2 separate regions of the Homo sapiens genome follow, and region 1 is linked to region 2. Evidence: chromatin loops called from intact Hi-C (ENCODE). Cell type or tissue: ascending aorta. All regions are shown on one strand. Region 1 overlaps DIP2C (disco interacting protein 2 homolog C). Region 2 overlaps DIP2C (disco interacting protein 2 homolog C).

Region 1 (5,000 bases), 72 kb after region 2:
CTTATTTACGTCTGTTTTCCATTCACCATAGCAGTGTCCACTCTTTGTCGGCTTAAAAATAAGCTTTTTCCTCCGCTTTCTAATCAGAACAGTTAGTTTGTTAACCATCCCTTTATCAAGAACGATGGCTGTCAGGCCTCAGATTATGACACAAGTAGTAAGTGCGGCTGACCCTGAACAACATGGGCTTGAGCTTCGAAGGATCATTTACGTTAATTTTTTTTCCCAACCAAACCCTTATTGAAAAAACCTGACTTTGTGGAGGGCCGACATTTCCTACATGCAGCTCCACAGGGTGGGCGCGGGTCCTGCGGACGCGTGGATTTCGGTAAACCCGGGGTGTCCTGGAACCGATGTCCCTGTGTAGATGGAGGGACAACTGGAGCTTTTTAAAAGTTTGTGTCCTGCCTTGTTCTAAAAAGGCTTCAAGGTAGATGCAAAATCATTTCATTCTTTCAGTTCTCTTGGTGGGATATTGATGTTTGTTCTTCAGTGTCTCAAATCCTGAGTGAGAAGAGTTAGTGCTTCAGGGACAAAGCCACAGTCTGGAAACACATATTGAGATACTCACTTTTTCTTCATGGTTTCACAAAAGGTTGTGGTCATATTTTATTCAGTTGAACCATAGGAAACTGCCAATATTTGGCTGTTTTTGGCCTACAAAATGGCAAGTTTGTATATTAAAACCAAAGGCTTCCTGGATGGGGAAAATAGGAACTAATAAGAACCTGAAGTTTTCTGTCATGGCCCACGAGTCACAGGTGAGTAAACCTGCGTGAGGGGACGTTGGCTGTACAGTATTTTCTTTGTTTTGAGACTGTCAGAAAAAGGTCAGTTTGATTCCGTGTGGGCCCTGCGCCTCGCCTTTGCTGCAGAGGGGATTTGCCATTTTACCTCTTGTCCCGAGTGCCCAGGAGGCTGATGCCATGTAGAAGACCTGCGGGTCGGTGGATGTGAACGGGCATCGGACACACTGCACCTTGGGACACATCTGAGAAGTGCGTGCTTTGCACCAGGTCTGCGGTGAGGGCGTGTTCTGTCTCCTCTCCCTTCTCTGGCTTTGCAGGCCTTGGAAGTTGGTCCTGGGAAGTGAAATTAGCTAATGCTAATTAGCTCAAGGTCAAAGCCCGAATCAGGCTCATCATTTCCTGCAGTGTCCACAGCAGCAGGTCGTAAATTCGACATGATCTGAACCCGGAGAGTCGAGATTCCGCCCTGGTTTGCGGCTCGGTTGTGTGTGGTCTTGAGAAAGTGAACATGGGTTTTCTTGACTCTGAGGGGGCCGACGAGACCTGCCCTTCACTAGGGGTGTTGAAGCATTGGGCCTTCCTGTCAGGAAGCAGCCAGGGACTCGAGAAAGCACCACGTGCCCTCCAGTTCCCTTACGTTGAAATGGTTTATACTCAGCCACGTTCCCTTATGTTAAAATGATTTGTACTCAGCCATGTTCTCTTACGTTGAAATGGTCTGTACTCGGCCATGTTCCCTTACGTTGAAATGGTTTGTACTCGGCCATGTTCCCTTACGTTGAAATGGTTTGTACTCGGCCATGTTCCCTTATGTTGAAATGGTTTGTACTCGGCCATGTTCCCTTATGTTGAAATGGTTTGTACTTGGCCATGTTCCCTTATGTTGAAATGGTTTGTACTCGGCCGTGCCAGGTCATTTTGGGAGGTAAGTGGGGAGTTTCATGTGGGGTTGTGCAGTATTCTTAGGTGTCAGGTGTGAGAGTTGAATTTGTAGAAGCTGTGCAGATAGGAAAGGGCCTGGCAGGAGTGCTATTTACATGGAGCTGACTTAACCGAGGTCTGTGCTCTCCCTGGGTCCATGTCTGGCCGTTCTCTCCCAGTCTGCAACGGGACCTTCACGTGACTCAGCACCGTCGGCCCCTCTGTCATCCCACTGCGTAAACGTCTGAGGATCTGTGCACGGCTGCTCTGTTAGTGAGTTGTGATAATGAACTGAGAAACGGTGAACACACCCTGAATTGGTTGGCACTGGTTCCACGGCCAGTTCCGCCGTGGTTGGAGTCATTCATGATAAAGTGTGCTGGACTCCTACACAGAGCTCTGAAATTCAGAGGCCCTTTAACTCGGCAGCTAACCAGCTGCTGCTTTCAGAAGACATTCGAGTCCCCTTTACCTGCCAGGGTGACCCTGGGAATTTGAAGGTGAGTGAGACAAGCTCTCCCTTTCTTGTGGACTTTACTGTCCAGAGGGGAGACGGATGTGGATGGTAAAGGAGGCCCTATCGGAGGTCAGTGCATGTCGGTTTTATTTCTTCAGCACTTGCTGTGTTCAGGTGGTGCCCCAGGCCGTGTGCAGAGCATCTGGGGACCCCGCCCGTGACATCCCAGGCACAGCTAGGATATGTGCCGTCTCCATGCTTGGCCCAGCTTTTGGGGGGAAGTACCGAGGAGGGCCCCTGCCTCTGCTGGAGAGGGTTGGAAGTCAGGGCAGCCTTCCACGAGGAGATGATCGCCAGCTGATTTCTCCAGAAAGGGTGGGGGGGGGGGGGTCCCGCGTGGGCAGAGCAGGGCGGCATGCACAGACCCGGGTGTGGGGTCTGCTGGGAGACAGCGGGGGTGAGGTGTGAAGGCAGTTGGAATTTACAGGATAAATTATCACTAAGGTGATGTTGGGAAAACATATAAAATTGGGACTCTCTGGGGTAAACGTGGACTTAGGGTTACACTGGGCGTGGGTGTTTGCAGGCTCTGAAGTCAGATTTAGGAAAGTGGGGCAGAGCTGAGCCCCAGATGACGATGAGACCACCCCGGGGGGATGTTGAATGAGGCAGGGATGGAAACCCAGTGAGTGTCCTGGGGTTGGTCCTGCAGGAAGGCGGCAGAGGAGACCAGTGCCCTCAAAGGTGTGGGGACTGCCTCTCAGTGCTGGGATTGCAGGCATGAGCCACCGTTCCCGGCCACTACTGGCATAATTTGTAAGCTACTCTCTCATACCCACTCCCATATATATATTTTTAAAACCAGTTTTATGGCTGTATTTCTTCCAAGAGAACCAAACTGTTACCTGTTTGAAGTACAAATAACAGTGACCTCGTGTTTAAAAACCAAAAATGCCATTTTGCACAGAAGTTTCCAAATACCCAGTTGGTTTGAGCCTTGCAGTGTCATACCTGCTCTCAGATTTCTACACGAGCAGGGACGGCTCGTACATCTTCAGGTTTCCATTCTACTAACTTAACTGGAGCTGTATTCTCATGGTATTTATTTTGAAGCTTGTCAAAGGAACAGTTGGGAAAAATTTCACATTTTTAGAATTTTCATAGTAATAGTTATAATTTACAAAGAATTAAAAATAGTGTTGTCATTATTTTGCTTTTTTCTAGATGTGCCTCCAAACAGGGTTGCTAATTAGTTTCTGAATCCCAGGAATTCAGAACCATACCCTTTCTAAGCAGACACCTGTAATCGAGGAATTCCACCTAGTCAGTTCACTTTAAGCATTTTAAAAATATTTTCTTTATGCTAGTTGGTACCTGTGGCTATAGTTTATTTTCACTGCTGAGGAATATTCCATGGTGGGAACAAACCGTCATTCATCTGTTTTCGTATCGATGGACATTTGGATTATTTTGGGAGGGTATGTATGTCTATTCAGCCTTCATTTTTTTCAGGATTTTTTGTAGAAGATAATGTGGTGATATAACATCCGCTGCTACGGAGGCAACATGAGCCCTCATTACAGCCACACAAACTGTCACGCCTTGTTACCAATACACAGAACCATTTTCTTCAGTTGAAACACAGCAGAACCTGAAGTCATCTGAATGGGTCCTCCGATTATTACACTTGGAATTCACTTTATATTAATATGCTTCCTAATTAGCAGAAATATCAATTATACAGAAATGTGAGAATGTCTAATTATACGTTTATAACAGAAAAAAACCTCTTGTTGAATACCCCAGAACACATGGCTATGAATGTGTCTCCCTCATGCCCTACCACTGTTTTCTTCGCTTGAAATGTGAAATGACACTTGAATATGGTTTTCTGGCGACTTAGACTCGCATCGTTCTTCAGAGACAAGATGTAAAGCACATGGAGACTTTCTGCTGTTTGTGGAATGTGATTTCCTGGTCGCCTCATTCAGGCCGCCGCTGTCTTCCCCTCTGGCTGCCTGCACTGTGGGACGTCTGAGGAGAGGTCCCTGTTTCATCCTGTGGAAGTTCTGAAAAGGAAGGAGAGGAGGGTGTGGGGTGTGGTACCTTTGTGTTGGTCCCTTGAGCTTTTATTTGGAGTCTCGGTTACCTTGGTGGTTCCTGCCTTCATGTCCCTAGCTGGTGGCTTCGTCCTTGTGTCTAACTCACCGGCAGGCAGATGAAAAGGGAAGTTGTATTTAGCCAACAGCTTGATCTTATTCTCAAGGCTCAAATCGACTGGGTATTTGTAAACTTCTGTGCAAATTGGCATTTTTGGTTTTTAAACATGATGTTTTATTTGTACTTCAAATGGGTAACTGGTTCTCTTGGAAAAAATATAGCCATATAACTGGTTTTTAACAAAATAGGGGAGTGGGTGTGAGAGAGTGGCTTAGAAATTACACCAGTAATGGCAGGGCATGGTGGCTCACACCTGTAATCCCGGCACTTTGAGAGGCCGAGGCAGGTGGATCACCTGAGGTCAGGAGTTTGAGACCAGCCTGGCCAACATGGTGAAACCCTGTCTCTACTGAAAATATGAATATTAGCCAGGCGTGGTGGCGGGCACCTGTAATCCCAGCTACTCGGGAGGCTGAGGCAGGAGAAACACTTGTACCGGGAAGGTGCAGAGGTTGCAGTGAGCCGAGATCACGCCACTCCACTCCACCCTGGGTGACAGAGCAGAGACTCCATCTAAAAAAAACAAAACAAAAAAAACCAGTAATGGAAACCTGACTGTTATCTGTGATGGAGGTGGCGGCTTCTTTCATTTTTTAGTGACAGGATGAATTGGATGTGTGTTTGCAGTGTTGATCTTGACAAGGGAAATGGTC
Region 2 (5,000 bases):
GTTTTGTATGAGTGTTGTGTGTTGTATGTGCATGTTATGAGTTGTGTGTGCTGTATGAGTGCATTGTACATGTGTGTTGTGTTGTATGTGTTACGTGTGCTGTATGTGTGTATGTGTTGTACGTACGTGTTGTGTTGTGAGTTGCATGCATTGGGTATGTGTTGTATGAGTGTGTTATAAATGCATATTGTGTTGTGAGTAGCATATATTGGGTATGTGTTGTATAGGTTGCATGTGTTGTGTGTGTTGTGTGTTGTCAGTGTTGTATATGTTGTATGAGTACATTGTACATGCATGTTGTGTTGTATGTGAGTTGCATGTTGTCAGTGTGTGCGTTGTGAGAGGCGGGGGCATCCACGTGACTGCTCCTCAGCAAGTCCTGCCGTGCAGCCCCTTCTGAGCGTGCGTCCTCCCGAGTAGCCTAGAAGCAGCAGCATGTTTGCCTCTGCCCCTCCCCAGGAGGCCTCAGCCAGGTCCTGTGCTCAGCCTGCCGTGGGCCATCTGCCTCTCTCGTCTCTCTCTCGTCGTCATCCTGCGCCTCCTCCCAGTCCTGAGTAGCTGGGATTACAGGTGCCTGCCACCACGTCTGGCTAGTTTTTGTATTATTAGTAGGGATGGGGTTTCACCATGCTGGCCAGGCTGGTCTTGAACTCCTGACCTCATGTCATCCGCCTGCCTCGGCCTTCCAAGGTGTTGGGATTACAGGCATGAACCACCGCACCTGGTCCGTCTGCCTTTTAGTTACAACCTGTGTGTTTTCTGTTTTAAATTTCATTTTTCCAGGTCAGAGCAGTAGTTTCTTTTTCGTGGTGTTGCTGTGAATGTCTGTTATGATTAGGAGACTGGGTGGGTGCCCTCTCCCTGGTGCCTGGCTCTTTCACATGAGGTGGGGGTCAGCTTAGCTGCTTCTGATTTTGGGAGGCGCACTGCTTCTTGGGGCAGCTTGCCGGCCGGGGTCTGCCTGTGGTATTTCCTGGGGAGCTACATCTGTCCCCGTAGGCCTGGGGAAGTAGGCAGGCCCTGAGTACACGCCTCAACACACGTGCCTTCCACCAGCCCCCAGGCCCACGTCCAGACCCCAGCTGCGTCCTGTGGTAGCCAGTTCAGCTGCTGCCACCACGTTTATTGAACTTTTAATAGCTGTGCGCAGACAGGCCACGGGCAGACAGGCCACGGGCAGACAGGCCACGGGCAGACAGGCCACGGGCCGACCTCGTGGCTTTGCTTACCCCCAGTTCTATGTTACCTGTGTGCAGAAACCGGCTGCTCCCGGAGTCCTGCAGGCTTGGTTTCCCCGGCCCCGACTCAGGCCACAGGATCTCAGTCTTGGGTGATTCTGCTGCCGCGGGCCGGGCTCTGGGTGCCAGTGGATTCCCCACGCGCGGTGTTACTCCCGTGTTCACATCAGTGCGGGAGGGCGGTGAGGGAGGGAGGCGGGGACGCTCTGGATTCTTCTCCCTGCTCCTCACCAGCTCTGAACGCAGACCAGCCGTTCGCCTCGTTGCTTTTCCAGGGATGTTGTGAGTCTTTCGTGGGTAGGGAGTGATGCCCTTTGCTTTCTTCTCGCTTTCCCGGTAGGTGCTGAAGGAATAATTAATAATAATAAGGCCAGTTCGGAGAAAACAAAAACTCACAATTACATATGTCACCCGGACTCGTATTATTCCAGATAGCCCTTCTTTCCCACGAACTCACAGCTGCTCTTCGTTCCTCCACCGTAGCCACGCGTGGAGGGAGAGCTGCGGGACCTGGGCCTTTCCAGGGTGCTGCCGGCCTGCGTTGGTGACGGCCAGCGCTGAGAAGTTAGAGCACCCCATAAGTGCCACGGCAAAGACTTCGGCGTCTGTTGGGGGAGGAAAGCGCTTCTTTGAGTGATTTCCACTTGATTATTTACCTCTTATCAGCAGATTGTGTGGAAGGATGAGTGAATTCAGTGTAAGATTTATGGAGTGTTCCTGTAAGAGATAAGCCTGGCTCTTGTTTTCCTTTCGATCTCGTATATTTCATCGGGTTCGTTTGATTGATGTGTTTTGTTTTGGGAAAGCGGCTGAGGAGGAGTCACGTGAGTCTTTGCTCAGGGATTTTCCAGTGTGGGAATCTGGCGCTGTGGTTTCGCGTAGCGTTTGGTTCTGGAGGGTGGAGGACGATGTCCCAGTCCGCGTGTGCCTCGTCACGTGGCGGCGAAAGCATGGATTCCACGAGTCTTTTGCTAGAGAAAATCCAGGCGCTCCCAACCAACTGTGTGTGCTTTCCTTTTGGAAATGTCTCTAACTCATATACTGAACTTAGAATTTATTTAGTGTTTCTTATGTGAAGTTTCCTGGAACTACTGAAAATATTTTCCATGCTAGATGATCGCGTTACTGGACTCACACAATTAAAACTTTTTCTTTAGATTACATAATTATTTATTACCTATCCCCCGTTTTTCTTTTCAGTTAAAAAAGCACCACCTAGAACAATGTCCTAATGATGCCACCATGATTAGTGTTAGAATTTAGCTGTAGAGTGAGGTTAATAATGAATTAACAATCACTAGTATATAATATAAAGCACGGTTAAGGTATATATGTATATTTTATGAACCATCCAAAGCAAAAAATAAATTAGGGTCAAGAGAACTCACAGGTGCAGAAGTGTTATTTTTATTTTCTGTTTTATTCAGGAAATTTAAATCTTTAAAGCTGTTTTTGTTTTGTTTTGTTTTGTTTTTTTAAATTTCAAGGTCAACTCCAACAGAATTGATCTGTTCCTCAGCAGACCTAGGGGAGAGTACAGGTGCTGAACAGACCTGGGTATCTGCTAGTCGCGATTCAGTAGATATTTTCTTGTTAGTTGGTAATTAAAACATCGTTATAAAGGTTTTAATGTACTTTTTGAGCTTTATTACTATATATTCCTTCAGGAGTCTGTGAGAACTCTCTACTTTGTTTTTTCCCGTCTATTTAGTATTAAGTTAGGAGTTTTAATTCCTTCTACCCTGATATTTATTTAAAAATTCCCTATATATTTGTAGATATATATTTGGTTCATTTTAAAATGCTTGATACATTAACATTTTAAAATATCAAAAATATTTCAGAATATACATTTTTTAAAATGTAAAAAGTAACAGTATAAAAAATTGAGATACATAAATTTTAAAAAATCATCCTTACAACTCTTAGTACCAATGATTTCTCTGTAGCATTGTAATGTTGATTAACCCGGACATATAACAATGATCAATAGTGTTAATGTGTCGAGTGTATAACTGGGCTTATGTGTGTCATTTTATTGGATGATTTATTAACCACATGAAACAGCCAGTGTTACGAAAAGGGACGTTTGAGGTTTAAAGCCTTTCCTGGGTCCCGCTGGGGGTGAGGTGGGTCTGGGCCTACCCAGGACTGCTGATAACAGAACACAGCGGACTTGGTGATTTTTAGTCAAGAACTCACAGAATTTCGGTGAATCTCCCCAAACCATTCCTTCTTTTCTCTCTCCTGGAGCAAAAGAGAATTGTTAGGTTCACGTGTTGTGTCTTGTGAACGTTTATCGATTGCAAGACCCCAGAGTTTGCACAAAAGGCAGATGGGAGTTTCTGTGTGGAGATACCCTGAGCAACGTTGAAAACACTGGATCCTTTGTGTCCGGGCTTTTCCCCTTGGCACTACGGATGCTCTGGCCCAGAGGAGCCTTTGTGGGAGGCCGTCCTCGGTGCCTGCGGTGCTGAGTGTCACCCCTGCCTCCCACCCTCTGGTGTGGCCCCCTGGAGCCCTTGTGGGGAGCCTTTGTTTTTTCCCGTCTTTGTTTTTTCCTCCTGGGAGGAGGCTGTCCTCGGTGCCTGCAGTGCTGAGCGTCACCCCTGCCTCCCACCCTCTGGTGTGGCCTCCCGGAGCCCTTGTGGGGAGGAGGCCGTCCTTGGCACCTGCGGTGCTAAGCGTCAGATCCCTGCTTCCCACCCTCTGGTGCCATCAGCATCCCTCCTCCCAGTAGAATCGCCCCTGCTTGAGAGCCGCTGCCTTAAGTGGTGGCGTGAGACGTGCAGGTTTGTGTTTCTTCATTAGGAGTTTTAAATTTCTGAAAATCTAGTTGTGATGACTGTGAAACATACCTGGATGTGGACCTTCGAGTAGACAAGCTTCCGGATCTGTCATGGCACACGCATTTCAACCTGCCCAGGCGTAAATCCGCGTACAACTTTATTTCTCAGACATCTCAGCCTTTTCGAGGCACGGCTCCTGCTGTCTTTGCGTAGCTACTTATGCCTCTAAATGCTTCTGTGTGCTGGAAGCTGCTGTCCTGTCCCTGCTTCCTGGGATGCAGGGCTGTGGAATTTCTGCTGTGTTCCATGAAGGGTTAAAGCATTCCAGGGAAGGAGATTCTGAGATCTCCCTTTTTAAAGACACTTTTAGTCAGGGAAGTGCTTTCCAGCCATGTCCGTCTGTTCTCTCCTGGGATGGACAGGGCAGCTACTGTCCCTGTTCCCGAGCCTCAAAAGCCATTACGAAGTTCCAGCCAGGCCTTTACTTTCCCAATCCTATTTCAGCTGATCTCAGCCTTCCCTTGTAGATCTTTCTATTCATTTAGTTGGCATCCTTGCTTTCTTGTACCATCTCCCAGTTTTCCACAGTTTATTTACACTGGACATAGAATTGCAACAGAAACTCACCCATGCTGAGGTAGGGCTGCCCCAGGGATCTCCCCCTCTGCAGACCAGGCTGCCCACTGGAGAGTGGTATCACTGGGTCACGGTCACCATCTGCCCCAGCAGGGTCCAGAGTGTTTAGAGTCTTTCCTGGACATAGAAACCCTTTTGTGTGACGTTCAGATAAAACCAATCAGCATGTTCTGTTAATCACAGAGGTCGGAGCTGAGAACCATTAGCGTACATCCACCTCTCCCGAGAGTGTTCACGCCTCTTCCACGTGGGGCTAGGCTGCTGCTGAGTGTGGTTCTGCTGGCTGTGGGTGTGGCCTCTTTCCTCAACCACAGCCATCGCAGGCCTGCCACAGTTT

The links. Peaks named below come from ENCODE experiments on the same cell type or tissue, not always from the same donor. Only the 100,000 strongest peaks of a DNase experiment are listed, where the experiment ranks them.
Region 1: a loop joins it to region 2, with 1.9 times the contacts of the local background. A loop is called at or near these places in 1 of 110 quality-filtered maps.

What each region holds. Positions count from the first base shown.
Region 1 is chr10:591,003-596,002 of GRCh38, reverse strand. The region is part of intron 1 of DIP2C (disco interacting protein 2 homolog C); the gene reads left to right. Among named protein-coding and RNA genes, the nearest start is that of DIP2C-AS2, 35 kb to the left of the region's middle. In ascending aorta, no CTCF peak of the experiment used is centred here; a DNase peak (open chromatin) is centred at 1,942; H3K4me3 peaks cover 594 bases; H3K27ac peaks cover 1,066 bases.
Region 2 is chr10:662,799-667,798 of GRCh38, reverse strand. All of the region lies in intron 1 of DIP2C (disco interacting protein 2 homolog C), which reads left to right. DIP2C-AS1 (DIP2C antisense RNA 1) reads right to left here. Exons shown (of 4, transcript NR_187391.1): 4 at 1-5,000. Among named protein-coding and RNA genes, the nearest start is that of DIP2C-AS1, 15 kb to the right of the region's middle. RefSeq lists an enhancer at 3,289-3,816. In ascending aorta, no CTCF peak of the experiment used is centred here; DNase peaks (open chromatin) are centred at 1,418 and 2,138; H3K4me3 peaks cover 1,332 bases; H3K27ac peaks cover 934 bases.